Linked DNA regions of Homo sapiens: all the other regions are linked to region 2. The links are chromatin contacts, found by Hi-C or POLR2A ChIA-PET in ENCODE. All regions are on one chromosome and are shown on one strand. The core of a region is the stretch at or near the end of the contact, and the rest is flanking DNA. Distances in the headings are between cores, read along the strand shown.

Region 1 (5,435 bases), core at 2,494-4,993, 790 kb after region 2:
GATTCTCCCGCCTCAGCCTCCCGAGTAGCTGGGATTACGGGCATCTGCCACCAAGCCCGGCTAATTTTGTATTTTTACTAGAGATGGAGTTTCATCATGTTGGCCAGGCTGGTTTTGAACTCCTGACCTCAGGTGATCCACCCACCTCAGCCTCCCGAAGTGCAGGGATTACAGGCATGAGCCACTGCGCCCAGCCGATTTTATTTATTTATTTTTTTTGAGACACAGTTTCCTTTTTGTCACCCAAGCTGGAGTGCAATGGCACAATCTCGGCTCACTGCAATCTCCACCTCCCAGGTTCAAGTTATTCTCTTGCTTTAGCCTCCCAAGTAGCTGGGATTACAGGCGCCTGCCACCCCGCTTGGCTAATTTTTGTATTTTTAGTAGAGAGAGAGTTTCATCATGTTGGTCAGGCTGGTCTCGAACTCCTGACCTCAAGTGATCCATCCACCTCGGCCTCCCACAGTGCCGGGATTACAGGAGTGAGCCACCACGCCTGGCCAATAACAATAATTTTAAAAGCAAAACCGCTCTGTAGGTTATTTGCCCACAAGCAGCACTTGGCTCCTGGCCTTAAAAATGCCAGGAGAAGACTGACAATCAGGCCACCGCTTTGTGCCCATGACAGAAACGGCAAAGCCTATTTTTTTTTTTTTTTTTTTTTTTGAGACGGAGTCTCACTCTGTCGCCCAGGCTGGAGTGCAGTGGCGGGATCTCGGCTCACTGCAAGCTCCGCCTCCCGGGTTCACGCCATTCTCCTGCCTCAGCCTCCCAAGTAGCTGGGACTACAGGCGCCCGCCACTACGCCCGGCTAATTTTTTGTATTTTTAGTAGAGACGGGGTTTCACCGTTTTAGCCGGGATGGTCTCGATCTCCTGACCTCGTGATCCGCCCGCCTCGGCCTCCCAAAGTGCTGGGATTACAGGCGTGAGCCACCGCGCCCGGCCCTATTTTTTTATTTTTATTTATTTTTTAAGAAAGAGAGTCTCACTCTGTCGCCAGGCTGGAGTGCAGTGGCGTCATCTCGGCTCACTGCAACTTCCGCCTCCTGCGTTCAAGGAATTCTCCTGCCTCAGCCTCCCGAGCAGCTGGGACTACAGGCGCACACCACCATGCCCAGCTAATTTTTGTGTTTTTAGTAGAAACGGGGTTTCTCCATGTTGGTCAGGCTGGTCTCAAACCCCGACTTCAGGTGATTCACTTGCCTTGGCCTCCCAAAATGTTGGGATTACGGTGTGAGCCACTGCACCCAGCCACTTTTATTTACTTATTTTTACTTTTTGCAACAAAGTCTCGCTTTGTCACCGGGGCTGGAGTGCAATGGCGCAATCTAAATTTACTGCAACCTCTGCCTCCTGGGTTCAAGCAAATCTGGCTCAGCCTCCCAAGTAGCTGGGATTACAGGGATGCGCCACCATGCCCAGGTAATTTTTTTGTGTATTTTTAGTAGAGATTGGGTTTCACTATGTTGGCCAGGCTGGTCTTGAACTCCTGACTTCAGGCGATCCACCCATCTCGGCCTCCCATAGTGCTGGGATTACAGGCATGAGCCACCGTGCCTGGCCTCATGTGTTACGTTTTAAATTAATTGGTTTAATAATAAGAGCTTAAATAAAATATTTTGTCAGAAAAGTGAAAAACATAATGCCTTTTATTTAGTTCATGTGACTTGGGTAATCTTTGGGAAATAAAGATGGGTTTAAAGATTATTGATAAAATACAAATGTCTTCAAAATGTAAACATGTGGTCAAAATTATGTTCAAATATTAGGTTTGCTAAATGCTTTAAGGTCATAAACTGCTTCCTTGGCTTTTGAAAATTGTTTAACTTGCCTGTTTTCTAGCTCGGTAAGGCCTGGGACATATGCAGTTGGCCACACCTCTAGATATGCTGGAAATAGTCAAACCTTATGAGAACATAACTTACCAGGTTCTATATTAAAGTTAAAATTGCTGAAATTCACACTTCAGCTGTAATAGGAAATATCCTCTCCATTGGGCAAAAGCCGAGGAAATGACTGTAACTTTCCTTCATCCTCGTCATTTACATAGGGCATACCCCAAGTAGAGGGTATTTAAACTCCCAAAAATTCTGTAACGGGGTCTTTGAGCCCCAGTGCTCGGGCCCACTCCCACATTGTGGCATTGTGGAGTGTACTTTCATTTTCAATAAATCCCTTCATTCCTTCCTTGTTTGTGCGTTTTGTCCAATTCTTTGTTCAAGACACCAAGAACATGAACACCCTCCACCGTTAACAAAAGCATATTGGCGGGGGCACGGTGGCTCACGCCTGTAATCCCAACATTTTGAGACGCCGAGGCGTGCGGATCACCAGGTCAGGAGATCTAGACCATCCTGGCCAACATGGTGAAACGCTGTCTCTACTAAAAATACAAAAATTAGCCGGGTGTGGTGGCGCGCGCCTGGAGTCCCAGCTGCTTGGGAGGCTGAGGCAGGAGAATCACTTGAACCCAGGAGGCGGAGGTTGCTGTGAGCTGAGATCGCGTCACTGCACTCCAGCCTGGGCAACAGAGCGAGACTCCGTCTAAAAAAAAAAAAAAAAAAAAAGCATATTGATTGGACTTGCAGTAAGAAAACTCAATTTTGACTCCCAGGTTGGCCACTCATCAGCTGGCCAAAAAACGTGTTGTCTATTCAACCTGTCAGTTCTTCAGTTTCCCTGTGAGAAAAATGGGGATGATACCTACAGCACAGGATTTTTTTTCTTCTTGTAGTAAGTGGATTAAATAAAAGAATAAATAAATGAAAGAAAAGCATTAGGCAAAGTACTTAAAAATAATTTTAACATCTGAATCCAATCCACTTATCAAGGACTTACTATGTAAAAAGCATTGTGATGTGTTTTACATACATTATTTAATCCTTACATTAAGTCTGTGAGATAAAGCATTCTCATTCTATTTTACTGATGAGGAAGTTGAGCTTCAGAGACATCAAGAATCTTGCTCCAGGTTCTCAAACACTAGATGGCTGAGCGGGCATTCTAATTCAGGATTCAAACTCCAAGGCTCATGCTCTTGAGAACTTTCCTTTTCCAAGGTATTGCTTTCTCTTAAATTAGCTAATGTGTACTAACTTGTGGAGTTTCTTTCCTGGAGAAAGTTAGAAGGGTCTCTCGGGGTTTCTTTCTTGGAGCAGGTTATAAGGGTCTTCTCGAGTACTTTTTAAGTAACAAGAAAGCTAAATAGATTTTTTGGTAGATACTTGCCAATATTTTGTATTCGTTTTATATTTGATTTATCCAGATACTCTAAGGAGTTGAAACAGAGAGGACCGTTAGAGAGGTGCTGTTGCCAGATTTTCAGGGGCAAAGTCTTTGAAATATATATTTTAATGTATGAAAGCTTTAAAAAATATATACATATATAGAAATAATGAATATGTGTGTGTGTGTGTGTGTGTGTGTGTGTGTGTGTGTGTGTACATGTATATATATATACAGTATTCCCCAAACCTACACAGCCGGTCCTCGGGGAATATCCTCTCAAGCCCTGAGGTGCAGGGCTGGGAAGGAGTGGGTGAGCGGCTGGGTCGTGGCAGGTTGGTCTGGGGAGGCTGGGGAGGCTGGGGAGGCGGGAGGAGAACGGTTGGCCCCGGCAGCGGCGTGTCGGAGGGCGGATGGGGCTAGGAGGCCGCCCGGGGGGTGGGGTCTGCGGCGGGCCGGCCCCCGCGTGCGCGTCGCCTCGCCGGGCATTTCAAAAGCTCGCCGGCAGGGCGCGGCGCTAGCTCCGTGTGCCTCGCAGGCGTGGTGGGCGCGTCCTGGCAGCCGCCCGCTTGGTTCTCGCGGGATCCGGGCTCCGGCTCGACGCCGGCTCTCTTTTTGACGCCCCGCCGCCGGGGTTGCCATGGTTCATTTCTTGCACCCGGGCCACACGCCCCGGAACATCGTCCCTCCTGACGCTCAGAAGGATGCCCTGGGCTGCTGCGTGGTACAGGTGAGCACCGGGGTGCGGGCGGCGACGCGGACCTCGGCGCCACGTCCAGCTCCGGCGAGCGCGGCGAGTCTCCTGGGACGCTGCCGAGGCACTTGCTGGGGAGTGTGGCCCGCGCGGGGCTGCGGTCTAGATGCCGAGCCCCTTCCAGGCGCAGGCGTCGCTGCGGAGGTGCGTTGTCGGGGGAGGCGGCCTGGGCGCCGCGGAGCGGGGGGTGCTTTTCTGCGCCCGGCGAAGCGCGTGGAACTTGCGCCCTGAGGCAGCGCGGCGAGAGCCCAGTCCCAGAGACCGGGGCGAGCCTCCTCAGGATTCCTCGCCCCAGTGCGGGCTGCTGTGAGCTTAGACGTAGGTGCAGGGCATGGCACTCGGCTTGGCCCGTAGTGGACGGTGTTTTTGCAGTCATGAACCCAAACGCCGCAAACCTTGACCGTTTCCCCACCCGTGTTGTGGACGCAGCGCCCCGCGGAGGCGGTGACCCTTTGGCCGTTACCACCTGAGGCCTTTGGGCCCGGGGCCGGGCGAGTAGCTTAGTCCGGCTGGGGGAACTGGAACCCGAAGTCTGAGATTCTTTCAGTTCCGCGCGTCCGCCCCCGTCCCCGTCCCGTCCCCAGCCTTTGCCGAATGCCTGTTACTCTTAGCTCTGGACAAAATGCAAACCCAAAGAATGTGTGTTTAGCGCCTGCTGTGTGTTAAGTGTCGCCTTTCTTTTCTTTCTTTCTTTTTTTTTTTTTTTTTGAGACGGAGTCTCGCTCTGTCACCAGGCTGGAGTGCAGTGGCGCGATCTGGGCCCACTGCAACCTCCGCCTCCGGGGTTCAAGCGATTCTTCTGCCTCAGCCTCCCGAGTAGGTGGGACTACAGGCGCGTGCCACCATGCCCGACTCATTTTTTGTATTTTTAGTAGAGACGGGGTTTCACCATGTTGGCCAGGATGGTTTCGAACTCCAGACCTCGTGATCTACCCGCCTCGGCCTCCCAGAGTGCTGGGATTACAGGCGTCAGCCACCGTGCCCGGCCAAGTGTCGCCTTTCTAAAGCAGTCTGGTAACCCCTAGTCTTTTGTAGGCTTTGCTAGGCTCCATTTTACCGATGTAGGGAAGTTGGGAGCTCTGAAATTTAGTTGACTTGCTCGTGAACTTGAATTTCACCTCAGGTGTTCAGACCTCTGGCCCCACTTTGGAAAAAACCCGCCAAGGGCCACCCTTGGGGAACTCGAGGGATTGAGTGGTGAAGGCTCGACCCAAAATTTATGGAGAGAAGGAAATGTTCTGATTAAGGTTGTGCTTTACATATTAACGCCTTGTTGGAAGACTTTGTGCCCTGCAGTGATCTAGCCTGTAATCTTTTGAACTCATTTAGAAAAGTTATATAATTTGTGGATTTGTAATTAATGGAAAACTTGGATTTTTTACGTGTGTGCTAGCATCGTCTCAAGCACATTTTTTCCTGCTTGGAATCGAAACAAGATTTCTTTACAAAAGTAC
Region 2 (5,066 bases), core at 57-2,556:
CGCGGTCTGACCCTTTCCAAGCCCATTATGTCCATCAGAAGAGATGACGAGGAGCAGGAAACTGAAGCCCAGCAAACAGGTGGCCCCGAGACGAGGCCGCGTCTCCATGGCAGTAGGTGCGCGGGGCCACGGGGCTGAGCGGACGCAGGGCCGGAGTCCCAGCAGACGGTCCACACAGTTCGCCGAGCGCCGCTCAGCACAACACCTCTACTTCCCAGATTTTTTTTTTTCAAACTCTGAAGGAAGTGATGTTAGACGGATGTGGGTGGTGCCTCCGGGGTCCGGTTTGGGATGGAGTGAGCTTAAAGGTGCAGATCACGTAGAAGGGTACGAGAGCTGTTCTCGAGCGCGAGTTGCTTTTCGTGGATTCTGGGTGTCCAGGTCCCGGGACGGAGCGGGAAAATGTAGGCCAAGATAGTAGGGGCGGGGGAGAGGTTCGGGAGAACCGTTGCTCCTCGCGTCCGCCACCCAGTCCAGCCCCTCCCCCCAAGAACCGCTGCACTTCCTAGTCAAAAGCAAATTATTGATTCGTGAGGTCAGTCGCTCCCAACAGTGGGCGGATTGCCCACTGGCCTCGGATTCTCCTTACCCCTCCACAAATCAAGACTGGACAACTGGATTTCATTGTTAGGTTCCTGCGAGGGTCTCTGAGGAGACCTGGCAAGCCTGTTCTGCGGTGCGTGGGCTCGTGCCGTGCAGACATGCACTTTCCCGCTGGAGAAGCTCTGTACCTTATTTTTCCTTGCAACCGCAAATCTTCTACTCAGGGATGATGCAACCAACTGATGCAAGCTCCAAGAAAACCAAACTTGGGACCTCTTATTGCAAAACTGACTTAGGTGGACTTAGGACACCAGGATATAAGTCACTGCAGGCTAAAGTGTAAAGCTTCTGGTTATTTTTCTTGTAGCTTGAGGATTTCTTCCCAATTTTTCCCCTTCGCTGTATAACAAACAGGTGAAAATGTCCGGTCTTTTTCTTCCTGGTACTAGTTGAGTCCTAAAGTCCGTACTTAATGCATAGCGAAAAAGCGACCTAACAAAAGTACACACCCAAATAAAAACATACCGACCACCCTTTTATTAGGTTCCCTAAAATTGTAGGCAGGGACACAACAGAACGCTCGGGAGACTGCAAGCCCCAGGATGCCGCGCGGCCACCTGCACCTGCCGCCACTAGCACTAAGAGGGATGCGCAAAGCAGGCGGGGCGTTGGAGTTCAGATGTTCGCTCCCGGGATAGGCTGCCCCGGAGAGGGAGAGGCGGGGTCGGCTGTATCACGTGGATCTGCTCCCGCCGCCGCCGCCGCCGCCGTCGTCTTTCTCTGTCTCGGCTGAGGCAGCCATCTTTCTCTTGCCGCGTGCTGGTGTTGGAGGACCCTCCCTGCTTCAGGTGAGACCCCCGGCGGTCCCGCCACTTCACGGCCATAGGCCGCTGCGCACGGTCTCCCCCCGCCCTCCCCTTCCGACACCCGCCAACCGCTCAGGCTGCCACTTCCGCCGTGGTGCGGCGAGCGGGGGCGGAGGCGGCTGGCTTGGCCTGTCGGTTACCGGCGGCGCAGCTGGGGGTCGGCACCTGTGGGAAGGTCCCCAGCACCACCGCCCCCTGTGGGAGCGAGCGGGCCCGCCCTGTTGCCGCCCAGACCCTGTCCCAGGAGGCAGGTGGACGCCCCTCCTCTGTTCCATTACTCCTTGCTCACAACAGCAGTGTTGTGTGCTTTGAGCTTTATACAGGCTCTCTGTTGTCATCTCATTTGATGCTCCCAGTCTACAGATAGGGAAGCTGAGGTTACCACTTCCCGCCCTTGAGTCCAGGGAACCGAACTCAGTTACAGCACTCTTCACCTTGTAATGGCAGTGTTTGTTTACAAGTCGGCGTCCCTTGCCCATCTTTATAACCCCCCTCCCACTGCCTGCTGACCGACAGGCTCAGTGTTGCACAGCTAGTGAATGGCGGTTTCAACTTCCGTTCCCACATTCTTGCAGTTTACCATAGTTGTCCCCTCGGGAGTGGTAACAATAGTTACCAGTAACTGTGTATCTTCTGTGAACCATTCCCTGTGGTTGATAATGTTTTAACCCTCAAAACAACCCTGTGAAGTACGTGGTGTTATACCTTTCCAAATGCAGGAGGAATACAAGTTCAGAGAAGAAAAATACCTTTCCCAACTGGTAGAACCTTGGTCTTTCTGATTCCAAAGCCTGTGCTTGTCTTAGAGAAACCCTACATAATAAAAAGTCAGGACTCAAGGTTGCAATTATTTTTATCTCTGTGTAAACATGATGTATGTGAAAGTGCCTACCACAATGCTTCTAACTTAGGCACTTAATAAATATAAACCTGTTTACACCCTTTCTTGAGTCCTTGAGAACAGTGCTAAAAGATCCTGGAATCCCCAAGGAAGAACTCATTAATCATGTGGCTTTAGGAAGTTACTTCTCCCTTTTGGGCCTAGGAAGGGACTTCTCCCTTCTGGGCCCTTATTTCCTAATCTATTAAGATGGGAGGGAGGGAACTGTTTCGTTTGTAATTTATACTTTGCTGGTGCTAGCAGATGTTGAGATGACATCACAGATAGGAATGATGGGTGCAATAAAGTAGAGGTTGATTGAGAATAGAGAATTAAACCAGGTGATCTTGGAGGTCTACTCCAGATTCTGAGCTTGACATCGCATAGACTGAGTCCAGTCCTCTTTCCTACTTGAATTCCACACACCACAACTTGCCAAGAAACAAAAGACTACTCTTGTTCCTCCCCTACTGCCTTGAGCTCTCAGTCTCCCTAAAATCATTTTTCTCTGAGATACTCCTTAGGAACAAAATTTCTCAATTCTGTTGTCCTGACCACCTGGAATGGAATCTGTTCTTTCATCTATACCTTGATTTGAAGAGTTAATTTTGTTCTTGCTTTTATTTCAAACAAGTCAAGACTTTGTCTTGGCATCCCAACCTCTGTCTGTTCTCTTGGGAATTGTTACTTCAAAATGCAGAAGAATCCCAAAGGGTTTACCAAGTATCTAGGTCTAATGTTTTTCCTTAGCCCCTTTTTTTTTGCAATAAATTCCTTTGGCTCTTTGTTAGTTCACTACACTCTCATGGCCACATTCCTTTGAGAAAAGTGAATGTTGGTCCTTTTCTGTGGATATTTGAGCATAGGAATTGGGATTTAAGTCATCAAATTTAAGTCTATGGCAGAGCTAAGATTGGCACACATTTAAGACTTCTTGTTTTGGACTCTAAACACACTTCCTCCTATAAAAGTGTTTTTAGCTGCTTCAGCATTGTGATACAGCGCTGAGCAGAGTGAAGAATCATAAATTCTAAATATTATTTGGGATCTGGACATTAGCCTTAAAGAAGAGATAGATATATAGGTTATTGCCTAAGGATAGTGTCAAAGTACAAAATGGTTAGTAATTATATAGTCTTTGATGCTGCTTTTTTTAATCTCTCAAATGAAGCAAACAGTATTTTTTTCATGTGAATGATGACTATACAGGGTTTAGAGAATTGGCCAAAGAAGATTTGATAACAACCTAGTCCCTTATTCCCTCCCTCACATCTCAGTAATGATTTGTTGATCTGCAGAACAAGTAAAACAAGACTTTTAATTTGGCTTTTTTTTTTTTTTGAGACGGAGTTTCGCTCTTGTTGCTCAGGCTGGAGTGCAATGGCATGATCTTGGCTCACCGCAACCTCCGCCTCCCGGGTTCAGGCGATTCTCCTGCCTCAGCCTTCTGAGTAGCTGGGATTACAGGCATGTGCCACCACGCCCGGCTAATTTTGTATTTTTAGTAAAGACAGGTTTCTCCATGTTGGTCAGGCTGGCCTCGAACTCCCGACCTCAGGTGATCCATCCGCCTCGGCCTCCCAAAGTGCTGGGATTACAGGCGTGAGCCACCGTGCCGGGCCTGAATTTGGCTTTTCTTTGTTTATGTAATGTGGAATGTGATGACCCATTATAAACTTAAGAATGTTTTTTTCTTAGTGGGATTATCACTGACCAGACTAGATTCATGACTATAATTTTAGAATCTTCAAAATCAAGATTAACTTTAAAAAGCTTGTTTTAGGAGTCTCCTCTCTGCCCCCCCCCAACATTTATTACTGTAGCAAAGATATGTTTTTGTTAAATTGTGCAATGAAGCATTTTACCCTGTATGCAAGAATGTCTTGACAAGTATAACATACTATATCAGTGCAGGGTATTGAATGAACTCTGGAGAGTGCTGCAGAAGCACCAAATGTCTGAAAACCTGGTTCTCTTTCCCCATTATTAACATACCATCTGACCTTGAATAGAGGACATGACTACTTGATATCTTGACAGCTAGACAGCCTTTTGTTGAATTTCTTCTTTGTTCAGCTTTTTTTTCCTTTTGTCATCTTTATGGTTTATAAGAAATACAGAATGTGATTTGGGAGGAAAAAAATCTACTTGAAGATTTTGCTAATAACATTTGGTAACAGCTCTCTGCTGTAAAAATCTTTGGGGGAAAAAAACTGGCTTGCCTACAGAGATTTCATAATTGGTTAGGCTTAACTGAATGCCAAAGGATTGAATCATGTTTTAAGGAGGGATCTTTGAATAGGTGACTTTGAATCCCATTCTACTTTCTGTTTGTATATTTGATTCCCTCATGGTAATTTAATTTTGATTTTTAAAAATATCTGGTTTATGAAGCTAGAACAAGTTATTAATGTTTATTAAGAATATAGACAGTATTAATATGGTCATGGTGTTGATGCATACTACAAGCTCAGTGAACCAGAAGGTACTGTTGCATAAACAGTTTGTTAATTTCGGCAAAAGAGTGACTTTAACAAATCTATTTTTCCCCCCCTAGATTTACCAACAGCATGAATCAAGAAAAGTTAGCCAAACTTCAGGCTCAGGTCCGGATAGGGGGCAAGGTGAGTGTGGCATAAGAAAAATTGATAGGAGAATGTATGATTACCAGATAGTGTTATTATTTCGGATTTGTGGTCATTGAAAATCTAAAATCTTTTCAATAATCAAGATCAAACCACATTCCAATTTGAAAATAACTTGTCTAGATCTAAAAT
Region 3 (5,295 bases), core at 521-3,020, 540 kb before region 2:
TTACGGAAGTCTTTAAGAGCACAAAATCTTCAAGGGAAAACTCCTGCCAGAATTGGCCAACAGAGCCAGAAAACAACAGCCTGCCAACAGGGATCTTGTTTAATGCAAGTCACTAACTAGACTCACAGAAAGTGAATACCTAAAAGTCAGTGCTGTAGTTGTTCAAATTTGAGTTTTGGGAGGACCCTTCCAAACATACATAACCAAGACTAAACCACCACATTCCATGTTAAAGGGTTCTCTGCTTGTCAGAACAGGACAACCACCACCACCATCAAAAAAACTGGGAAATAGACTTTCCTTATGACACTTAGAATTCCTGCAAACACGGGTTAGTTATTTTACATGAAGCATGTACGTGACTCCTGGTTTCTGAGAAAACATTTTTTTCTCTCTATCCTACAGTGCTAGGCAAAGCACCCCAAAGCCTCTTGATTTTAAACACAGAAAACTCCACTGCCGAAATGTTTGCCCTATCCCAGCGCTAAAGCCTTAGAAGCACCGACGAATCTAGGCCAAGGAGTACAAGATGGCAGTGAGATACCACAATGCAGGCAAGGAAGACGGGATGGGCCCCAATCGGGAAGCACGCGCCACCAGCTCTGGAGAGAACCGTCTGAGGAGACGCGGGGGAGAGTTTGGGTCACAGGAGCAGGAAGGAACTGGCAGGTGTCTGTCACCTTATCATCCCGGACACCATGTTTACATTGTAATTGGCTTCTTTACAGAGAGGGAGGGACCAGGTTCCCAGTGTGAGTGATGTTTAGAGGTTTTCTGAGAAGCACAAGGACTGGACTTTGACAGGAAGCAACGAGGCAAGAGGGAAGCTCGAGAACAGGTTTTGCTGAGGATTCCCCCCAAGAAAAGTGCTCCCCGGGAGGCCGTTCCTGGCACCAAGACTGGCGGAGCCACCACACCCGTTAAAGGGATCCACCTGGACAGCGATCAGGCGTGAGCCCCCCGAGGGGAAGTTGAAGTGGAAGCAGACGTGGGTGGCAAAAGGCTGCATTGGGGGTCTGACCCAGAAGGAAACCTGATCAGGAGGGGGGAGAGGCTGAACGGAGGAAGGGGCCGGCAGAGTGGGTAGTTGAGTAGGATGAGACTTCTTTGGAGGCGAGGCTAACTACATTAAACTCTGGGAAGGGAGGGCTTCCGTCGGACCCTGGGAGAAAGGCAGGTCTGGAGAGGAAAGACTGGCTTGGGGGGCCTGCGCGTCCGGCTCTGGAAGGCAACTCCTACTGGGGGCGGCGCGCAGCCGGCCTGGCGGGCGAGCCTCGTGCGGCCCGGGGGTGCGGCCGGCCCGCGCGAGCTCAACAGGAGCTCACCTGGGATGCGTGCGGCCCTGTGGGAGGAAACTTCCTGGGTAGGTGAAAGCTGCCCCGCGGGAGCCGGCCCGGCACCGGCAGAGCGCGGCCGGGTCACAGTCCACTCGGCAGCGGCGCGGAGGGCGGCGAGGGCCGCGCGGGGCGGGGCAGGAGGCGCCCGACGACCCTGGGCGAGGTCGCGGCGGCCGCAGGGGGGCTCCGGCTCCGGAGGGCGCCCTCCCGCAGTCGCACCCGCTTTCCCTCACACACACCGGCCGCCCGGCCCACAAGCCAAGAAGCTGCCTGCTTGGCCCACAAGCCAAGAAGTCGGCGAAGCTGAGGGCGGTGGGGGAGGGGGCACCGGCCGGCCAAGCCCGGCGGACGGGCGTGTGGCGTTACCTGTGTCAGAGAGAGCTGGGCCGCCGCAGCCATGGTGTTTCCATCATGCAAGGGAGGGGAAGGAAGACGGGCTGACTGGGGCTCGGGGCGGGGAGGAGGCGGAGGGAGCGGCCGCAGGCGAGGCCGGGGCGGGCGGGCGGGCGTCTCCCCTAACTTCCACAACTTCCCTCCCCACGCCCGCCCCGCCCCGCCTGGCCCCGCCCGCCTGCCCGCCCGCCGGAGCCGGCCGCGGCGCCGCCCAAACCCTGGCGCCGGAGTCTCGGCCACCGGACCAGAGCCTGCCCCCGGGGCCGCCTTGGAAAACCCGGCGCGGACATAAAATTAAAGCGGACGGGCTGCGGAGGCGACTGCAGATTGACCTGTGAACTTCAGACAGGCCACCTACCTACGCTGAGCTCCTGCTTCTGAAAAATGGGGGAAATTGTAACTAGAGGCCCAGTTACTTACAAAGACTAAATGAGATAATGATAGAAAATAATAATGGCACTTTATATATGCCAGGCTCTGTACTAGACTCTTATTTTTTGAATTGTATGAATGAAGGAACTGAAACACAAATAAGTGTCTTACTAAGGTCATACAGCTAATTATATAGCTGAATTAGAATCCAAGTCTAACTGTAAATATTTAACCATCTGCTAGTATATTGGAAAAGAAGACATTAAGTCATTCCCTCCCACAGCCAAAATCCATTTGGAAAGGGGAAGCAAAAATGTATTTGCCTGGTGCCTGTCACATTTAGATTGTTTAACAAGGGAACGCTGGTGCCTGTAGCACTCCTAGCTTCTCCCATCATCCACTTAGCAAACTCCTCCTTCTTTCTCAGGACATAATTCAAGTTTCACCTCCTTTGCAAAGTATCTTTTTCTCTTCCTTATGTCAGAGTTACACACTCTCCTTTATAACCTTTCTTCTCTACCTTGTGAAGTCATCACCCTAATGACAGTTTACACCTATCTATCCCTCTAGATTAAGAGCTCCTCAATGGCAAGAACTGTTTTCAATATATTTCTATATCGTCAGACCCTAGCATTACAGTGCATGCTCAGTAAAGGCCTTCGTTCCTGCCTATATTAAACATAACACATCCTACACCTTCTGATGCTGCCAACCTTCAGTTGGAATACCCAGTTACTTGAAATTCATCTTCAAAGTCTCAGAGTATATACCACCTACTTCAAGAAGCCTTCTAGGAACTCCACACCCCACCTCTAAGTTGTTCTGATGTGACCGTTTTTATACTCTGCCTTATCTGTAAGCGTTAGTTGAGGGTTTGTCTCCACCTCACTGCACTGTAAAATCCTTGAGGACAAGGGGCTGACTCACTGCTTTATCTCCCTCATAGTTTAGCCTACCACAGAGGCCTCAATAAATGTATTTGCCCGAATTGGTCTTAATTTCTTAGTCACGATGGCTTCCCATTACAACAAACCACAACTCTATCAGGCCTACACCCATTACCATTATCATAGCAGTCCCCGTGGTAGGAGGGACAACTGAACAAGACCCAGGATGGAGTTAGCCCCACCTAAGTTTTTAGACTATTGCCTCCACAAGCAAACCATTCCAGAAATTTCCCAAGGAACTCCTAATTCTACTCAGACTCCTTCTGGCAAAGGCCAGCTAACAAGAGCAAGCCATATAGGTCTGGTGAGTAACCACTTATTCAAGAGCATCTTCCTTGGCTTCTTTTTTGCTGCTAATCTCTTTAACTGAAGAGAGAATAAGAGATACTGTTTTACATTACTTCACTTTGGTACACTTATCAGCCATAACCACAACCGGTGTTTCTACCGGTGTTTTCTACTTTATATTAGCACATTTGAGCTTCACAACTCTAAAAGGAAGTAATCGTCATACTCACTTTACAAATGAGGTAATGCAGGGTCACAGAGGCTAAGTGATTTGCCCAGGGTTATACAACTGATAGACAAAGCAGCATAGTATAGTGAAATAAATAGGACTCAGACATTAGGAATATCCAGGTTCCATTCCTGGCTCTCCCATTCACTAGTTGTATGCCCTTAGGGTTGTTGTGAGGATGAATGAGATGACATATACAAAAGTGCCTAAACTTGTAGCTACACAAATTATGAAATCTGAAAATCATGGAGCAAATCGCTTTGGGGAGTATAATTTCACTTGCTATTCAAGGGGACTCCTCCAAACCATATGAGATGTAAGATATTCCTCTCAGATGAATAAGGTGGAAACCCTGCCATGTAGTTTCCGGAAAGGCAGTGCAGAGTAGCAAAGAGAATATTAAGAATCAGAGTGTGACCGCAGGCAAACCATTTAACCTCTTTGAGCTTCAGTTTCTCATACAGGAAAAGTAAGGAATTATTACTGTTTTAACTTTTATATGATTTATATTAAGTCAAAAGCACACCTTACCCAGGCATGGTGGCACATGCCTATAGTCCCAGCTACACAGGAGACTGAGGCAGTTGCACAGAGCACGAATTCAGCCTGAGCAACATAGAGAGACCCCATCTCTAATAAATAAATAACACCTTGTATGTATACAGTATTGCTTTTCACCGTTTATAAATGTTTTTATTTTATTTTTATTTTTTTGAGACAAGGTCTCACTCTGTCACCCAGGCTGGAGTGCAACGGTGCAATCTCGGCTCACTGCAACCTCCACCTCCTGGGTTCAAGCGATTCTTGTGCCTCAGCCTCCTGAGTAGCTAGGATTACAGGCACCCGCCACCACACCAGCTAATTTTTTTTTTTCTAGTAGAGACAGGGTTTCACCGTGTTGGCCAGGCTGGTCTCGAACTCCTGACCTCAAGTGATCTGCCTGCCTCGGCTTCCCAAAGTGCTGGGATTACAGGCGTGAGCCACCGTGCCCGGCCAAATGTTTAGAAGCACAACTTCTAATGTTCAGTAAGTACATTATAAAAGTTTGTTGAATTGAACTGAATACAATCTCATATATAATTGTTATTTGGATCTTCACTTTATCCCCATAAGAAAATCAAGGAACAAATATTTTATAAATTTATTTTATAAATAGCTTCTATAAGTAAGAGCCATTGACAGCAGGCTTGGGTCTTGGTTAACAAAAAATAAAAAGAATCAGATGCCCTAGCAAGGGAAGACTTGCTTAAAATCTTTATATGGGAATTGCCCCACGTCCCCTTCCAGACCACTAGTAATTTGTAGTGGCTTCTTTCTTCATTCGTAGGTTCTGGTTTAAATTAATGACATGTAATGGGAGATGGGAGCATGTCTATAGGGAAGAGAATAATGGGCCAAATTCCCAAAAAAGGCCTAGAACTTCTGAGAGAGGTGTTTTTGTTTGTTTGTTTGTTTGTTTGTTTTAATGACAAACCAATGACAATTTGCAAATGTGTGGCCCAGATCTCGTCAGAGCACTGGGTCATATCCCAAATCTATTTTAGGAGAGGAAAAATGTAGCCAATCGAATATATGTTATAATCTAATTCATTATAACAAGAATGAGTTGCATGGAGCAGACAAGAAGAATTTATCTGTTTTTTCTAGGACAACTTAATGTCTCTGGGTCACTAAGCCTCATTTTCCTCATGATTACATTGAAGATAATAATATCTACTTTGTATGGATG
Region 4 (5,550 bases), core at 518-3,017, 550 kb after region 2:
CTGCCTGCCTAGGCCTCCCAAAGTGCTGGGATTACAGGCGTAAGCCATCGCGCCTGGCCTAATTTTTTAATTTTTTGAAGAGACAGTTCTTGCTAGGTTGCCCAGGCTGGTCTTGAACGCCTGGCCTCAAGCAATCCTCCAGTCTTGGCTTCCCAAAGTATTGGGATTACAGGTGTGAGCCACCGGGCCCTGTCGAAAGAGATCTTTCTACAACAAAAGACTCATTGTGATACCTCCCTGCTAAAAAGAACCTTCATTTCTTGGTTTAAAGACCACAGTCCCTACTGTGGCCTACTAGGCTCTGTGTGATCTCACTCCCTCCTGCCTCTCCACCTTTCCCTCTCATCCTTTGTCCTCTCTGTTCCAACCAAATGAGGCTTCTTTGTTACTCAATGCACCATGTTCCTTTCCCCCCAGGACCTTTGCACTTGTATGTTGCTTCATCCTGACCAATTTCTCCTCATTCTTCAGAGCTCAGCTCAAATCTCCCTTTTTCTGGAAAGCCCTCCATGGCCCTCCAGGCTAGTTTAGGTGGTACTCACCACAACAGTAATTTTAGAGCTATTTATAAATTATTTAATTCCTGTGTCTCCCTGGATAGAGATAATGCCCTCCTGTTCATCCCTGCCTAAGAATCACCTAAAGCAAAACTTGGCATAGAAAAGGTGCTCAGGAAGTTTTTGTTGATGACCACAGGAGTGCTTAGCCCTTACCACATTACATAAAATCTGCAGTTTACCTGGTTTCTCTCACACCAGTCTGTGAGTTTCCAGAAAAAACTCACAGCCTGTGAGTACAGGATCCAGCTCCATGTTTGACATTTCATGGGCTCAACAGGGGTTTTCTGAGCAGGGGGAGACATTGTGATGTGCTGCCCAGATCCCCCATCACTGAGGACTTAGGACAGACACCAGCTGCTAGGAGTGCTGTTAGCACAAAGCCTTTAATGTCAGCTTCTCCACAGACAGGGCCATCTTGGCCCTTGTTGCCCCACTTGCCAGGTGGCCCCACATCCAAGGACTGATAAAGGCAGGATGACCTGGCCATCTTAGCTCATCTGATGGGCTACTCTAGCTCTAGAGTCCCTGTCGAGTCAGCTAAAACTGTCTTGGGGCCTGCATGGAGCTCACTACTTTCCCCCTGTGCCACTCCTGTTCCCTCCCATCCTTCCCACGCCTGTTGATCCCAAGGGTGCTCCCTCATAAACATCCTGCACTCCAATCTCCATCTCAGAATCTGCTTCCAGGAACCTAACCTGCAACAGGCCCACGGTCCTCTCTTCTTCTCCCAGCCATCACTTTCAGGGAACATGCATTCATTCACCTGAAGTTTGCAGGCACCATTCAACTGTTAAAGTGTTTCGCATCCGTTTTTCTATTACTTCCATCCTATACCGACTAGCTCCACTTAACATGTGGAGAAACTGAGGTCGGAGTGGGGGCGTGACCAGGCCAGCCTAAGGCCGCTGCACTAATGAGAAGCTGAGCTCTCAGATTTTTGCCTCCCTGTCCCTGCCAAGTCGCTGTTTCCTGGGACAAGAGGGAGCCTCACTGAAACGAACTCCGGTCTCAGGGGACAGAATCCTGAAACCCTGGCTCTGGGGTCCGGGGCAGGGGTGCGCTGCCTCAGGACAGACGGTGAAACTGAGGTCCAGAGCCGGACATCCACCGCCTGCGGAGGGAACGAGAACGCGGCGCGTCCTGCCTTGCGGGCCGAGCGGCGCCAGAGCCGCCTCCTCCCGCCCCCCGCGCTAGATCCCCCCGCCCCGTCTTTGCCCTCGCGACGCCGCCACCTCCGGAACAAGCCATGGTGGCGGCGACGGTGGCAGCGGCGTGGCTGCTCCTGTGGGCTGCGGCCTGCGCGCAGCAGGAGCAGGACTTCTACGACTTCAAGGCGGTCAACATCCGGGGCAAACTGGTGTCGCTGGAGAAGTACCGCGGATCGGTGAGTGCGCGGGGTCTGGCGGCGCCGCTGGGCCCGGCCTCGCCCTGGCGGGGCCTGCTGGGGACGCCCCGCAGCCCGGTCCCCCGCGCGGTGTGGCTCCGAGGACGCTCCAGCCGCGCGGCCGCCAAACCCCGGCCCCCGCCCCGCTCGGCCGTGACCTCTGGCGCGGCGCCCCCATCCCGCGCCCGGCCCGGCCCGGCCCGCGGCTACGTGGCACGGCCTTGGCGCGGAGGAACCCGAAGCGCTCGCAGTCGGCGCCCACTTCGCTACCGGCACCTTTGGGCAGCGGGGTCCAGACCTTCGCCGGGAGGCCGGGCACCACTGCCCAGCCTTTGCCATTCACGGGTGAAAAAAGTAACCGTAGCATCGTGCGGCCTTTCCCTCTCCCGTCCTCATTTTCTGCATCTGGAACGGGGAGTGGCTGATTCGGAGTCCAGTGAAGAACACTGTGGAGATCAATGTGCAGGGCAGAGAGAGAGTTATTTCAGATGCACGGAGACCTCACACGGATCATCCCTGGGAGAGGGCACAAAGGCCCAGAGAGGGCAGGCATTCGCACAAGGTCACACTACACTAGAAAGACGGGGCCTGGAAGAGAACCCCACCGCCACATCCGGGGTCCTCTCTAGGCCAAGTCCTTAGATGGCAGCTCAGGGGCACACATAAGAGTCATCCAGGCTAATTGCCCCCTCATTACCAAGAGGGAATCTAAGCTCAGAGAAGACTTCGGAGAGGAAGGGTATCTGGGTTGAGTCTTTGAATACGAGTGGATTTTAGCAAGACTAAGAAGCAAACAGCAAGAAGGGGGTGGGGGGGCGCGGGGCCAGGAGTTCCAGCTGTTGTGCTTCAAAGAGTCTAAAGCTGGAGGCTACGAGTGGTGGAAGATGAGGCTGAAACGACTGGCAAGGGAGCAGGCGGGACCTTGAACACTACATTGAGAGGCCTGCATGTCACATTATGTGCAGTGAAGAACTCCCAGAGTGGACCTCTTCAGGATGGACCTGGGGACTGGTGTGAAATGGCTGGGGAGTTGAAATCTAATGAACAGGTGGGCCAGCGTCCAGTTTTGGATGAACCACACAAAAATAGATGTCAACATTTTTCTCCTGGGAGCAACACCATCTTTAGTGAAGACCAGTACTCTATAAGCCTTGAAATTTTCGATTATGCTGGGAGTCTTGGGGACAGTAATCCCTGCTTGATTGTCCCCCAGAGTGTCGTGAGTTTCAAATCAGATGAAGGCGTGGATGCACTTAGTAAACTGTAGAGTGCTTTGCACCTGTGTTTGGTGGATCCCAGCAGGAACTTCATTTAGAACTCTGGGCAAAGAACCAAGAACAGGGCCCGCTCCAATTCAGGCCTCCTGTTCTCTCTAGGGCAGCTCACCAGAGAGCCCCAGGTTTAGCGTCTGACCAGCTCTGCTACTTATTAATTCGTTGTTCATTATTGAACACCTACTGTATACTAACTAGATACTAGGTCAGGCCCTGGGGATACAGTGGTGAACAAAACAGATACATTTCCACTAAATGGAGCTTACATGGGGTAAGGAGAAGAAAGACAATAAACAAGGAACTGAGAAATGCACGAGGTAATTCCTAGTAGTAGTAAGTGCTAAGACAAAAATAGAACAAGGTCACACAGCTAGTAAGACAGTAAGAATTTGAACCCAGACAGTCCAGCTCCAGAGTCTATGCTCTTAGTTGCCAAGTTCAGCAGTAAACCAGGGAACAGGGAGTCCAGAAAAGCTGTAATTGGTGCTGAGTTAACCCAGGCTAGGCTTGCTGCTTGGGCAATATGCTCATTCCTTCACCTGCAAACATTTACTGGCTCCTACTACATGTCTGACACTGGGTCCAGCTCTGATGACATAGTCATGAGCAAGATTGACATGGTTGATGCCCTCAGGCTAATTGGGACCATAGTCATTTAGACCAGTATGGATGAATGGGTGACCACTTGGGAATGTGTGGGGTTATGTGTAGTGTGTGCCTTTGTGAATGGTTTACTTCTTCTGTGTACAAATCTGAGTCTGTGTCTGTGCTTGTATATGTACATATGTAAATTAACTGTGTGTACTTGGGTGTGTCTGTCTGTGTTTTGGTTTCTAAGGACCAAGCTTTTTGGTTTCAGGGATGGAACTAGAAGCCAGATTTTCCCCCTTCCAAAAGAGCGGGCAGACATGCAAGTTGTGAGTTAAAAATAAGCAAGCTTTGGCCGGACGCAGTGGCTCACGCCTGTAATCCCAGCACTTCAGGAGGCTGAGGCGGGTGGATCACAAGGTGAGGAGTTCGAGGCTAGCCTGGCCAACATGGTGAAACTCCGTCTGTACTTAAAAAATACAAAAATTAGCTGGGCATGGTGGCGTGTGCCTGTAATCCCAGCTACTCAGGAGGCTGAGGCAGGAGAATTGCTTGAACCCGGGAGGTGGAGGTTGCAGTGAGCCAAGATCGCGCCACTGCACTCCAGCCTTGGTAACAGAGCAAGACTCTGTCTTTAAAAAAAAAAAAAAAAAAAAAAAAGCTTTAATGTTCTCATTGCCCAGGGATCCAGCAGGGGGAAAAAAAGGAAGAACCCTAACTGAGGAAGGGAGTTAACAGTCCCAGTTTCTCACCATTCCAGGCACAGTATGGTGTATGCTGACCTCAAATTGAGGAGGTTGTTCTAATAGCCAGTGGCCCCAGGCATGGGTCCTTTCTCACCTGGTGGAGGTAGGGTACAGGAGGTACAGCTCAGTGGTTCAATCATCTAGCCCAGTAGTTCTCAACTAGGAGTGATTATTCCCTTTAGGGCACAATTGGCAATGTCTGGAGACATTGTTGATTGTCAAGACTGGGCATCTAGTGGGTAGAGGCCAGGGATGCTGCCAAACATCTGATAATAAATAAACAGGACATCCCCCCGACAACAAAGAATTATCTGACCCAAATGTCAATTATGGAGGATAGGGCTAGGCTGCCTAGGCACCGGCTAGGGTTTTAAATCCATTAATAATATATACCTAGAAGCTAAAAACATAGCATTTGAGCCAAAATTCTAATCAAAGTCTTATAATCAAGTTCCATTAGCCAGCTTTGTATTTATTGCCTAAAGGCTTTAATAAATTTAAGGATTAGTCTAATGATAAAAGAAAGTGGTAGGCTGGGCATGGTGGTTCATGACTGTAATCCTAGCACTTTGAGAGGCTTAGCTGGTAGGATTGCCTGAGGCTAAGAGTTTTTGAGTCCAGCCTGGACAACATGGCGAGAACTGTCTCTACCAAAAGTAAAAATTAAAAAATTAGCCAGGTGTGATGGCACGTGCCTGTAGTCCTAGCTATTTGAGAGGCTGAGGTGGGAGGATCACTTCAGCTCAGAAGTTTGAGACTGCAAACGGTTGGGGGGATGTCCTGTTATGATTATGCCATTGCTCCAGCAGCAACAACAACAAAAGTGGTGTTAGTTCTCTGGAGAGGAGGGGGACAAAAAGGTGATTGCCCTGGAGTTATGAGGGTTCTTTTCTCAAGAAAACCTGTGTCTATGTTCCCATGCAGGCGTTTGTGTTTGTGTGCACACTTACTCATTCATCTGAAACTTACTGAGACTTTTTCATATGCCAGGCCCAGAG

What was found. Hi-C counts contacts between places; a loop is a spot of excess contacts on that map. ChIA-PET counts read pairs that join two places held with the same protein, here RNA polymerase II (POLR2A). Pooled maps may share reads with other maps.
Region 1: a loop to region 2 is called in a map with no recorded cell type, with 14 times the contacts of the local background. The contact joins the promoter of ZYG11A here to the promoter of BTF3L4 in region 2. A Hi-C loop is called at or near these places in 3 of 37 single-sample maps with no recorded cell type and 7 of 50 pooled maps.
Region 3: a map of CD4-positive, alpha-beta T cell shows a loop between it and region 2 (3-fold over the local background). The contact joins the promoter of EPS15 here to the promoter of BTF3L4 in region 2. A Hi-C loop is called at or near these places in 4 of 168 maps with a recorded cell type or tissue (CD4-positive, alpha-beta T cell, ascending aorta and naive thymus-derived CD4-positive, alpha-beta T cell), 3 of 37 single-sample maps with no recorded cell type and 13 of 50 pooled maps. POLR2A ChIA-PET finds 5 or more read pairs at or near these places in 2 of 52 experiments (GM12878 and activated CD8-positive, alpha-beta memory T cell).
Region 4: a loop to region 2 is called in a pooled map, with 8 times the contacts of the local background. The contact joins the promoter of GPX7 here to the promoter of BTF3L4 in region 2. A Hi-C loop is called at or near these places in 8 of 50 pooled maps. POLR2A ChIA-PET finds 5 or more read pairs at or near these places in 3 of 52 experiments (GM12878, K562 and activated T-cell).

Annotation. Positions count from the first base shown.
Region 1 is chr1:52,839,017-52,844,451 of GRCh38, forward strand. It overlaps ZYG11A (zyg-11 family member A, cell cycle regulator), which reads left to right and starts at 3,744. Exons shown (of 14, transcript NM_001004339.3): 1 at 3,744-3,957. The coding sequence starts at 3,868. RefSeq lists a silencer at 3,494-3,823 and an enhancer at 4,325-4,918.
Region 2 is chr1:52,054,989-52,060,054 of GRCh38, forward strand. BTF3L4 (basic transcription factor 3 like 4) reads left to right here and starts at 1,307. Exons shown (of 6, transcript NM_152265.5): 1 at 1,307-1,391; 2 at 4,847-4,913. The coding sequence starts at 4,860. It overlaps TXNDC12 (thioredoxin domain containing 12), which reads right to left and starts at 203. Exons shown (of 7, transcript NM_015913.4): 1 at 12-203. The coding sequence starts at 108. RefSeq lists silencers at 227-631, 1,492-1,731 and enhancers at 797-1,510, 1,511-2,222.
Region 3 is chr1:51,517,496-51,522,790 of GRCh38, forward strand. It overlaps EPS15 (epidermal growth factor receptor pathway substrate 15), which reads right to left and starts at 1,771. Exons shown (of 25, transcript NM_001981.3): 1 at 1,704-1,771. The coding sequence starts at 1,736. It overlaps EPS15-AS1 (EPS15 antisense RNA 1), which reads left to right and starts at 777. Exons shown (of 5, transcript NR_183651.1): 1 at 777-951. It also overlaps a transcript of OSBPL9 not described here. RefSeq lists an enhancer at 1,026-1,954 and silencers at 1,185-1,654, 1,805-1,994.
Region 4 is chr1:52,600,604-52,606,153 of GRCh38, forward strand. It overlaps GPX7 (glutathione peroxidase 7), which reads left to right and starts at 1,768. Exons shown (of 3, transcript NM_015696.5): 1 at 1,768-1,944. The coding sequence starts at 1,807.